Linked DNA regions of Homo sapiens: region 2 is linked to region 1. Evidence: read pairs that join two places in POLR2A ChIA-PET (ENCODE). Cell type or tissue: A673. All regions are shown on one strand. Each heading gives the region's core, and the rest is flanking DNA. Links, peaks and the distances in the headings are about the cores only. Region 1 holds the start of LOC101928306 (a long non-coding RNA gene). Region 2 overlaps LINC01396 (long intergenic non-protein coding RNA 1396).

What was found. Peaks named below come from ENCODE experiments on the same cell type or tissue, not always from the same donor. Only the 100,000 strongest peaks of a DNase experiment are listed, where the experiment ranks them.
Region 2: POLR2A ChIA-PET joins it to region 1 with 16 read pairs; 3 of 35 experiments call an interaction of 5 or more read pairs at or near these places.

Annotation. Positions count from the first base shown.
Region 1 is chr4:4,915,665-4,921,029 of GRCh38, forward strand. LOC101928306 (a long non-coding RNA gene) reads left to right here and starts at 5,144. Exons shown (of 3, transcript NR_125893.1): 1 at 5,144-5,365. It also overlaps the pseudogene RN7SKP113. In A673, for the core only: no CTCF peak of the experiment used is centred there; no DNase peak of the experiment used is centred there.
Region 2 is chr4:4,849,854-4,855,218 of GRCh38, forward strand. It overlaps LINC01396 (long intergenic non-protein coding RNA 1396), which reads left to right. Exons shown (of 4, transcript NR_125765.1): 4 at 854-974. Among named protein-coding and RNA genes, the nearest start is that of MSX1, 7.1 kb to the right of the region's middle. RefSeq lists enhancers at 2,317-3,274, 3,269-3,358, 3,275-4,231. In A673, for the core only: a CTCF peak has its summit at 2,824; a DNase peak (open chromatin) is centred at 3,238; H3K4me3 peaks cover 1,099 bases; H3K27me3 peaks cover 863 bases.

The DNA.
Region 1 (5,365 bases), core at 237-5,236:
CTCACTGCAGCAGTCTCCCTGGAACTGGGTCCAACTTGTTGTGAGGAGGGGTCACCAATTTAGCTTTGGATTTTTCTAGATTGGCTGCATGGTAGTCCCAGGTCAGGTCACTGAATGACAGGGCACAGGAGTCTACACCCAGACTCTTAGAGAAGCTGGGCTCACACTTTGGTGCCCTCTAATGCCACCACCCCTGCCCATCTATGGCCTACATTCTCAACTGAGGCAGCAATAATCCCAGCTCCAATCTGGACTCTGCTTCCTGGAGTGGCAGGGTCTGTCCTGCTCTGGCAGCACCTGCCCCTGCAACTTCATTCAGGGATCTCCTTCCTGCATTTCTTGTCCAAGGCTTGGACTCACTCCTGTCAGCTCCAAAAACCCATGTCTTCCTCATTTCCAAGGTGGAACAGGGGCTAAAATCTTTTAAGCCCACTCCCACAGAGTGAGGGCAGAAGAAGAGTGCTCATTCCATATCACAGGTTGTGGAGTCCCTGGAGAGTCAGATCTGCCCTCAGCCACTATGTAAAACCCACCTCCTGCACAGTTCCATTTGTCTTCAAAGCCTTTGTCATCATTTGCCACATGATACGTTAACTTGCTTGGTTTTCATTGTGTCTCCCTGTTCTCATGATAGTGAGTGAGTTCTCATGAGATCTGGGAAAAGCCACTCCCATGATTCAGTCTTCTCTACCTAGTCCTGCCCTTGACACATGAGGATTATTTAATTCAAGGTGAGATTTGAGTGGGGACACAGAGCCAAACCATATCATTCCACCCCGGCCCCTACCAAATCTCATGTCCTCGCATTTCAAAACACAATCATGTCCTTCCAACAGTCCCCCAAAGTCTTAACTCATTCCAGCAATAACCCAAAAGTGCAAGTCCAAAGTCTCATCTGAGACAAGTCCCCTCCACCTATGAGCCTGTAAAATCAAAAGCAAGTTGGTTACTTCCTAGGTACAATGGGGGTACAGGCTTTGGGTAAATACACCCATTCCAAATTGGAGAAATTGGCCAAAACAAAGGGGCTACAGGCCCCATGCAAGTGTGAACTCCAATAGGGCAATCATTAAACCTTAAATTTCCAAAATTATCTCCTTTGATTCCAGGTCTTACATCTAGGTCATGCTGATGCAAAAGGTGGGTTCCCATGGCCTTGGGCAGTTCTGCCCCTGTGGCTTTGCAGGGTACAGCCCTCCTTTCTGGCTGTTTTCACAAGCTGGCGCTGAGTGCCTATGGCTTTTCCAGGCACATGGTGAAAACTGTCAGTGAATCTACCATTCTGGGGTCTGGAGGATGGTGGTCCTCTTCTCACAGCTCCACTAGGCAGTGCCTTAGCAGGGACTCTGTGTGGAGGCTCCAACCCCACATTTCCCTTCCACACTACCCTAGCAGAGGTTCTCCATGACAGCCCCACTTCTGCAGCAGACTTCTGTCTGGACATGGAGGCATTTCCCTACATCCTCTGAAATCTAGGCGGAGGTTCTCAAACTTCAATTCTTGACTTCTGTGCACCTGCAGGCTCAACACCACATAGAAGCTGCCAAGGCTTGGGGCTTTCGCCCTCTGCAGCCATGTCCTGAGCTGTACCTTGGCCTCTTTTCACCATGGCTGGAGCTGCAGAGAGGCAGGGCACCAAGTCCCTAGGCTAAAGCATAACAAGAGTCACCTTTGCACCTAAGAAGTTCCCAATAAGTTCCTCATCTCCATCTGAGACCACCTCAGCTTGGACTTTATTGTCCATATCACTATCAGCATTTTGGTCAAAGCCATTCAACAAGTCTGTAGGATGTTTCAAACTTTCCCTCATCTTCCTGTCTTCTTCTGAGCTCTCCAAACTGTTCCAACCTCTGCCTGTTACCCAGTTCCAAAGTCACTTCCACATTTTCAGGTATCTTTATAGCAGCATCCCACTCCTGGTACCAATATACTGTATTAGTCCATTCTCATGCTGCCATAAAGAACTGCCCAAAACTGAGTAGTTTATAAAGAAAAGAGGTTTAATTGACTCGCAGTTCCGCATGGCTTGGGAGGCCTCAGGAAACTTATAATCATGGTGGAAGGTACCTCTTTACAGCACAGCAGGAGACAGAATGAGTGCCAAGCAAAGGGGGAAGCCCCTTATAAAACCATCAGATCTTGTGAGAGCTCACTCATTATCATGAGAACAGCATGGGCAAATTTGCTTCCACGGTTCAATTATCTCCATCTGGTCCCGCCTTTGACATGTGGGGATTATTACAATTCAAGGTGAGATTTGGGTGGGAACACAGAGCCAAACCATATCACTTCCCCTCTACATGATGTAAACTTTACAGGGGTGGGGACTGAACCTGTTAAGGTTCAGTGCTGTATCTTTTGTGCATGGAACAGTGTCTGGCATATCATAGGTGCTCCAAAGTATTTGTTAAATAAATAAATGCCCAAATATTGTTTGCCTCCTGTGGGGTGGGTGTCTGCCCCTCATCTCTCCCGTCTTTACCTGTCCCCACAGGTGCTGCCCCCACTCTGAGCTGTCAGCCCCACCCCCTGGCCACTCCAAACTAAACTATGATGCTGCTACCCCCATTGATTCTGGGGGATGCTACCTTGTATAACCCCTGACGTCATGCTCCCTGCTGGACTGGGCTAACATATGCCACAAAACCTAGATTAGTTAATAATGCAAGAAACACTTGCCCTGGGACCCCAGGGGGTAAGGCTTTGCCTTCTAAGTTTACAATCTAGGGGTTAGAGGGCAGAAAAACAAACAACAAACATGGCACCAGACATTGGGTGTGGCCTGGGGAGGACAACAATGTCACATCCTTCAAGGGCGGGATCTTGGTGAGTTGTTGGGTGTCTTCAGTTGCAGATGTCAGAAGCCAAATGTAACCAGCTTAAGTCCAGGAGGAACGTCTATTGGCTCAAGTCCTCAAAGATGGAAAAGGAGCCTGGACGTTGCAGAAAAGCCAGCTCAGCCGGAAACAGAGTGACATTTTCTCCACAAGAGTACCTGCTTCTGTTTGCACACTATGGCTTAGTTTTCTTCTGCTACAGTTAACTGGGGAGACATGCCCCTGGAGCGACATCTGACTCAAGAGGAAAGGGTCTTCTGTCTCCTGCTCCCCCCTGGAAAATCCTCTGGAAGGATGAGGTTGACTCCCCTGGGGTACGAGCTCCCCCTTGGGCCCAAGACTGTGGTCTAAGAGATGAGGCACCAGGCAGCCAGGAGGTCTCACACGCACCTCTGTGAGCAGAGAGACGGGGGCTGCTACCAGACAAGGAGGAAGAGGGCAGGGATTGCACAAAGGGCTCTCTCTAGGCACTCCCTGGGATCTGGGTCTGCAGCCATATCACACCTCCCTCTCCTTGGCCCACCTAGTTGGGCTTCTTCCTGCCTGGTGGCCCATGCTGCAGAAGACCTTCATGCCTTGCTGCTGAAACTGTACACGGTATCGCCCTGTGCCTAAGGCTACTGAGCTTCCACCCTGTCCCAGAGTCTAGATGCCCTCTGTCCTTACCTGCCCAACAGAATGGTCGCTGCTGCCTACCCACCAGCCTCTGCATATGCCCTCCCCACACCCCCGCCCCCACCCCCACAAAAGCAAACTCCTATTACCCTGTAACAGTCAGTGCAAGTGCCAGCTTCACCATTCTGAGCTATTCTTGGGGTCTCAATGCCCCAGGACCTCCTCAGGCTTCCTTAGGCCTCTGAGCCCAGCAGGCTGCAGAGCCAGGGACTGAGGGCTGGGCCATGATAGGTCCATGCCCTGGAGCGCGGATCTGCAGAGTGGCTCTTTTTGGCTGAGCAGGGGCCATCTTGGTTTAGTGCCTGGACTGGGATTATTTTCCTCTTTTCTCCCCTGGTGCATCTCTCCCTGCCTCCCTGTGCAGACGGGAACCCCGGGAAAGGCAACTGGAGCCCCACTTTAAGTGATGTGCAAAACATCCCAGGGGCCAGCAGGCTAGTGCAGTAAAGGAGAGGCTGTCGGGTGTGTGGGGGTAGGGAGGTGGGGGCTAGGTTCCCTTTACCTGGTTACCTTGGAGCCCATCTTACTAAAGAGGATGGCTTCATTAGCTAGGCCCTGGTGTCCCAGAGTTCTGGGTAAACAAATTATCTTGAGGATCCAACTTCCTGGGTGGCTTTGCCTGACTTCACTTCCTTGGAAGCAACCTTGAGTTCCTGGATACAGTTGTGCCTGCCACTTGCCACTCAGAGCTGTCCAGAGAGGACACACCAAGCACACCCAGAGTGGGAAGCTCTTGGAGGGCAGAAAGGCCCAGTGGTCAAAGTAAGCAGATGCAATAGAACAGGCTGAGGGAGCCCAGCAACAATAGCACCAAGAACCCACTGCAGGCCAGGCATCCAGAGAGCACGCTCTGTGCCCACATGCAGCTCACAGTCCAGTGGCTGGCTTGGCTGTGGGACGCCAGTGACTCACTCGGTACTGTTCAGTCCATGTGAATCATGGCGCCGCTGGTTGCCCAGGCCAGGCCCCCGGCCAACCTCTGCACAGCTGGGTAACATTAAGAACTTGGCGACGCCCGCAGCATGCAGCAGATCCTCTGGGCCCTCCTCTTGCTGTTGTTGTTGTCAGATGTTGATGAGAGTTTGGGAAGCAAGTAAGGAGCGTGTTCATTCTGGGCTGGGTCAAAACTGGGCCGGGCTGAAGGGCAGGGTGGGCCTGAGGTGACAGCCTGCAGGGCATCTGGCCCCTCTTTAGCTCAGTTGTCAGCTCTGAGCCGTGGCATCCTGGGTGCATTCATGATCTTCCCCATGCCCCAGGGTCCCCATCTATTAAAGGGGACATTGGGGGACCCTGGGAGGACTGGGTGAGAGTGTATATAGAGAATACCCAGAACAGTGCTGGTACATACCAGCTGCCCCACACACCTTGGCCATCCTGGGTGCCTCAGTCTCTCCTGTGTCCCTTTCTTCTCCCCCACCCTTCCCCGTCTGCCACCCCATTCACACATTCACACCAGCTACAGTTGGCGGGCATCCACGTTCTCTTGAGGGTCCACCTGCTTTTTCCCATCCTCTTTGTCTCCTCCCTCACCAAGCTTTTCTTAATATTTTAAGCTCTAGAGCCCTAGAATGTTCCAATTTCTAGCACTCTAGAACATTCTATGCCCCAACAAGCATGTGCCTCTTTGTCTTTGCTCACTAGATTCCCTCAGCCTTCAACACCTTGAGAGCTTGTTTGGAGGCCCTAGCAGGGGTGCAAAGCTACTCATATACCCTTGGCTGAAGACCAGTCCTCCTCTATCGGGGATTGTCGTGAGTGCAGCTTTGGGAAGGACGCATATGGAGTGGTGAGGGAGGAAGGGGACACCTGCCTAGCCAGCCAGATCAGCCGAATCAACTTTGGCGATCAATGGG
Region 2 (5,365 bases), core at 307-5,306, 66 kb before region 1:
AGCTAGACCCATCTTCAAGTGCAAAGGAGATTTAGGCCAGGCTCAGGGGCTCCCACCTGTAATCCCAGCACTTAGGGAGGCCAAGGTGGGAGAATCGCTTGAGCCCAGGAGTCTGCGACCAGCCTGGACAACATAGTGAGACCCAGGCTCTACCGAATACTTTTAAAAATTAGCCAGGTATGGTGGTTCGAGCCTGTGGTTCCAGCTACTCAGGAGGCTGAGGTGTGAGGGTCGCTTGAGTCCAAGAGGTTGAGGATGCAGTGAGCTGAGATTGTGCCACTGCACTCCAGCCTGGCCAACAGAGTGAGACCCTGTCTGGAAAAAAAAAAAAAAAAAGGAAATTTAAACACAGGAGAATAAGCTACCGAAGAGGGGTGACTTCAGCTTTCTTTTTAAAATGTCATTCAAGAAACCTGGGACCAACACTCCAATGGATTGTCCCCAACCCTAACCCCCAGGCTCTGCCCTCAGGCCTTACCCACCACCCGGGTGCAGCTGCCCATATGTTTGGGGTGCTCTGGGTTAGGAGCCCAGCCTGGTTGATGAAGGGTTGACTGCCTGGTAGTCAGCCATTCATCCCCCTCTGAGGTCCCCTCTTTATGTCAGGCTTTGTACTGGTCTCAGGGACCCATATGGGCTCACTCTGAGGAGCCACCCCATGGCCACACACAGGGATTGGCACTGGGGCAGCGAGAAGCAGCCTTCCCTGCCTTTCCTCATCAGGAAGTCCACAGCAGGGAGTCTCCGAAGTGGGACTCATCCCTGAAAATCCCGAGCGCCAGGAGACGTCTTGTTTTATGCTCCTTTTTGCTCGTATAAACTGTTTAACTCCAGTTTCTCCTGCATAACCTAGGGATAAAAATAGAGTTGCTGTGAAGATGAAGTAAATGAAGACATGCTGAGAACTCAGAACAACGCTTGGCAACAGTAATTGTTTAATACGTGCTATTATTAACAAGTAATAGTCTTTCCCATCCTGGTATTCAGCTCCTTGATTTTCCAGACTCCTCGGACTCAGATCCTCCTCACCCAACTTCAAGGAGGAAGACAGAATGGGGCTTAGCAGGTCCATTACACAGATGCAGCAACTGGGATCTGGGGATGGTCACTAGCTGAGGTCAGAGGTGGAGGCTGGCACCCCCACCCCCTCCCGCAGAGCCCAGTGGGGTGAGGTGGAGGGTAGGGCTTCTCAGGGAATCACTGTCCTGCCCCTTCTGCGTGCCCAGGGGACCTGCGAACACTCTAGACCTGGGGGGCCCAAGAAGTTCAAACCTCCCTGACCTTCGTGGTACAGGGAAAACCAAAGTCTGAGACGTTTGCAGGCCCCAGGGCCAACCCACCTCATGCAGAGGCTAGAAGGCCTACAACCAGAGCCCCCCTCCAGCCCGTGGTATACGGGAAACCACGCAATGGCACCTATGGGTTCCAGTCCTGGTGGTCCCTATGCACAGCTGCGCTGCCAGGACCTCGCCACTTCAACTCCCGGGGTGTCCACTTTCTCATCTGAAAAGTGGGGTGGTCACCTCTGGACTGTCATGAGAATTAACTTTGGCGGTGCATGTGAAGCACCCAGCAAGTAAGAGGAGCACGTAGTCAAAGTAGGTTTTCTCCAGGCGCCCCCTGCTCCAAGAACTGAACTCGGGCGCCTCCTCCCACACCAGAGAGCAGAAGAGATGCTCTCTGAACCTACCGGGCCAGAGTGCTGCAGGGTGCCCCACACTTTACAGCCTTTTGCACCCCAGTCCTCACGAATGGGCATGGCCCTCTGCGAGGTCGCGAAGGTGCAGGCCACATGGCACAGGTGGCTTCTGCTTAGAGAGGCTGGGGAATGCCCCAGGTATCTTGACCTTCCTGGGGACGGGGAAGGATAAGCACCAAGTGGGGGCTGCAAAACCTGCACTTAGTATCAGTTCTGCCAGTTTCTGGCTCAGAGACCTCCGGGAAAATGACTCCCGTTTGGGCCTCAGTGTCCCTTTCTATGGAGGATGGATGTTGCGCCAAATGTCTAGTTTCTTGCAACCCCGGTGTTTTTTTTGTTTTGTTTTGTGTTTGTTTTGTTTTGTTCTCCTGGGCCTAAAGGAAGGCCTGCGGAGGAGTGAGCATGAACATCCCGCCCCTCCCCTCCCCTCCCCAGTCCCTCAGCTTGGTCTCAGCTGTGTCAGTGACCCTGGCTCAGAAAAGTGCAAGGACCAAAAAGGGTCACACAGCACCCACACCCCACCCCGGGGTGGGGAAGGACTGCCCTATTCTCCATAGCAAACCCAGGTTGGGGTGGGGGCTGTGGTGAGCAAGAGGCGGTGGCTGGGGGAAAGAGGCAAGGGAGGAAGAACCTTGTCCAGGTGTCACCGAGGTCACAGGGACCCTGGGTCATTGGTTCTCCACCTCCCCAACTTTCCCCACTGAAAGGCAAACTCAATGGACTCTCCCCTTCCTCTCTTCGTACTCAGCGAGCACTGATTGAGCACTTACTGCATGTGGGAGGCTTCCCAGTCACCGTCTCCTCTGGACCTCTGTTCTCTACCCAGAAAGGCCCTCCGGTAAGGTGAACACCCCTCCATCTCACTCAAGGGCGAGGAAAGTCAGGCCCAAAGATACAGGGCGTAGGCCTGCTGCTGCCTATCCTGGGCCGGCTGAGGTCTGGGCGGTAAGCGCAAGAGGGAAGAGGGCAGAAACTCCAGGTGGCAGGGGCTGTGGCTCTTCCAGCCCTGAAGACAGGGAGCCAGCAGCCAAAAGAGAACGTGCTGGGGTCCAGCCTGGGTGCCCTGAGCTGTGCCAGCTGCCCCTCCAGAAAACAGACGCTGCCTGCTGCCTCCAGCGGTGGGCTGCCTGCGGGTTCCCGGTGACCCTTTCCCCCTCCTGGAGATGCTCTGCATTGCCCCGCTCGCACACTCCAGTTCCCATCCTCGTGTTCTAGGACGGCAGGGATGAATCACTATAGGCTGGCTCTCTCTAGCTCAGCCCGGCCTGCTGCGGCCTGGGGCCACTGCTCCTGGGTCCTCAGGACTGCCTGGGGGAAGGTAGTGCATTGTGCAGCGCGCGGTCCAGAAGTGAAAAGGGAGGCGCGGAGATAAGCTGCCGGCGGAAGTTCCCTCTCCTGCCTGGGCCGACCCGGCGCTTTACTGCTTCTCACGAAGGTGCGCCGGCTGCTCCAGAAATCGCAGACTGCCTCCAGGAAGAACTTGCTGGAGTCACAGCAGCTTCTCAGCGACTTGACAGCAGTGATTCAGACTTCAACTTGGGCGGAGGGGCGGGGGAGGAGAAAGAGATTTCCAGAGAAAACGACTGAGCGGTAGGGAGGGGAAGAGAGACCGAGCCACGCGCCTCGAGAAGCAGTGCAGAGAGCGGAAGAGACAGAGGCTGCGAGACCTACCCACAGAGACCAAGAGAGACGCTCGGAGGGGAGACCGCCTTAGGCGCAGAGATTCAGAGGCAGACAGACAGGCAGACAGAAGGATACAGGAAAGGAATGTCGCCGAAAGGCAGGGACAAACCTGAGTCCCAGAAAAATAAGAGACAACTCCCACACACCAGGCTGTCCGCGGGCCGCCTTGTCACAGAAAGGCAGCTCCCCAGCCCCGCAGAGTCCCGACAGCTGCCCCCGCGAAGGTGGGGCGAGGGGCGGCTTTTCCGGGGGAAACTCTCTCCCTGGACGCCCCTCCTTTCCAGCCTCAGCTCTGGCCTTTCTCGGCATCCCCAGCTTGCCTTCAGTTTCACTCCATATCTGGGTCTCTCAGAGGCCTCGGGAGGTCTTCCGTTCTCTCTGTCGCCGTGTCCACGGAAGGAGCCTCCCCAACCCTCTGTGGCTCCGCGCCTCTTGGGCCGGAGCATCTCTGTCTTCCGGAGTCTCTTGATCATTGCTCCTGCCCGTCCTCGCCCATTTCAAAGACGACCAACAGAGGCTTAGAAAAATTGGCCCTCCACCCTCGGCTGGTTACCTGGCTCGTAGCCCTGGGTCTGTTTTCTTCTCAGAGAGACCTGAGATCCTCGACATTTCCTAAATTCATGGAAAACCTCGACAGTGTTCAGGACTCCCAAAGAAGGTGGTGGGCGGGAGGGGGAGGAGCATAAGAGAAAAGTAGTGAGTACGGGCCCAAAGACCCATTTCGTGGATTGGGGGAGGGACGGGGAGGCTGTTCCACGAAAATACTGAGAGCATGAGAGCATCCTATGTTTTTTTTTTTTTTTTTTTTTTGAGATAGGGTCTTGCTTTGTCACCTAGGCTGGAGCAGTGGAGCGATCGCGGCTCACTGCAGCCTTGACCTCCTGGGCTCAAAAGATCCTCCCGCTTCAGCCTCCCCAGTAGCCGGGACCACTGGCGCGCGCCACCACGCCTGGCCTTTATTTTATTTTATTTATTATTATTATTTTTTGGTACAGGCGAGGTCCCTCTATTTTGCCCAAGCTGGTATTGAACTCCTGGGCTCAAGCGATCTTCCCGACTTTCAAAGTACTGGGATTACAGGCGTAAGCCATCGTCCCTACTCGCTATATTTTAGTGCATTTCCTCTTTTGAAAGCGCCCCGAGAGAGGCTGCACCCAGGAATGAAGGGAGTGGATTCCAGGCGTTCAGACCCACCTGCGAACAGATCCTGATGCCACTACTAACTAGCTGTGTGACCCTGAGCAAGACACTTAACCTCTCTGATTCTGTTCTTTCATCTGAGGGGGAGCGGGGGGAAATCTGACAATAATACCTACCTCCCAGAGTACAGAGTAGAGAGGATTATAAAGAGATAAAGTTTGTGAAACCTCTGACAAGGGGCCTGACACCCAACTCAATACAAGTCAGTTATCTTCCTCGCATTCCCTCCCACCCCCTGCCGGAACTGAGATGGGGCCCACGGCGGGCTGCGCAGGGCAGAGCTGGAGGGGAGAAGGGCCAGCCTTCCTCCGCCGGGGTGGGCAGAGCCAGAATGGAAGACGTTTGGTCGACCCTGGAGCCTCGGGGTCTGCCTGACATCTCCGGGCTTAAATAACCGTGCGCCTTTGTTATTCGTCAGCAGCAAAGTGGTTCGTTACGCCTGATTGGTCTAATTGCTTTGAAATGGGATATATTATCTATAATTATAGAGCTCTAGGAGAGCCGGCCGGCCTCTCCTTTCATCTTCCCAAGTGCACCCTCACGTCGCGATCACATTAATTTGGGCCATTTGAAAGCGAGGGGGGAGGCTGGGGCTCTCTTCTCCTGCTGATCCTGGTCCTGCTCACCCCCTTCCAAATTTAAAGACACAAGGAAGCCCGGGCCTGGGACGGTAGGGAGAGCAGACAGTGGGGGAAGGGGGGGGGGGTGGGGGCAGAAGCCGGGAGTGGGGCTTGTCAATTTCGCCTTGGCGCCGGGTGAAATCCACTCCACGCGGACTGTACC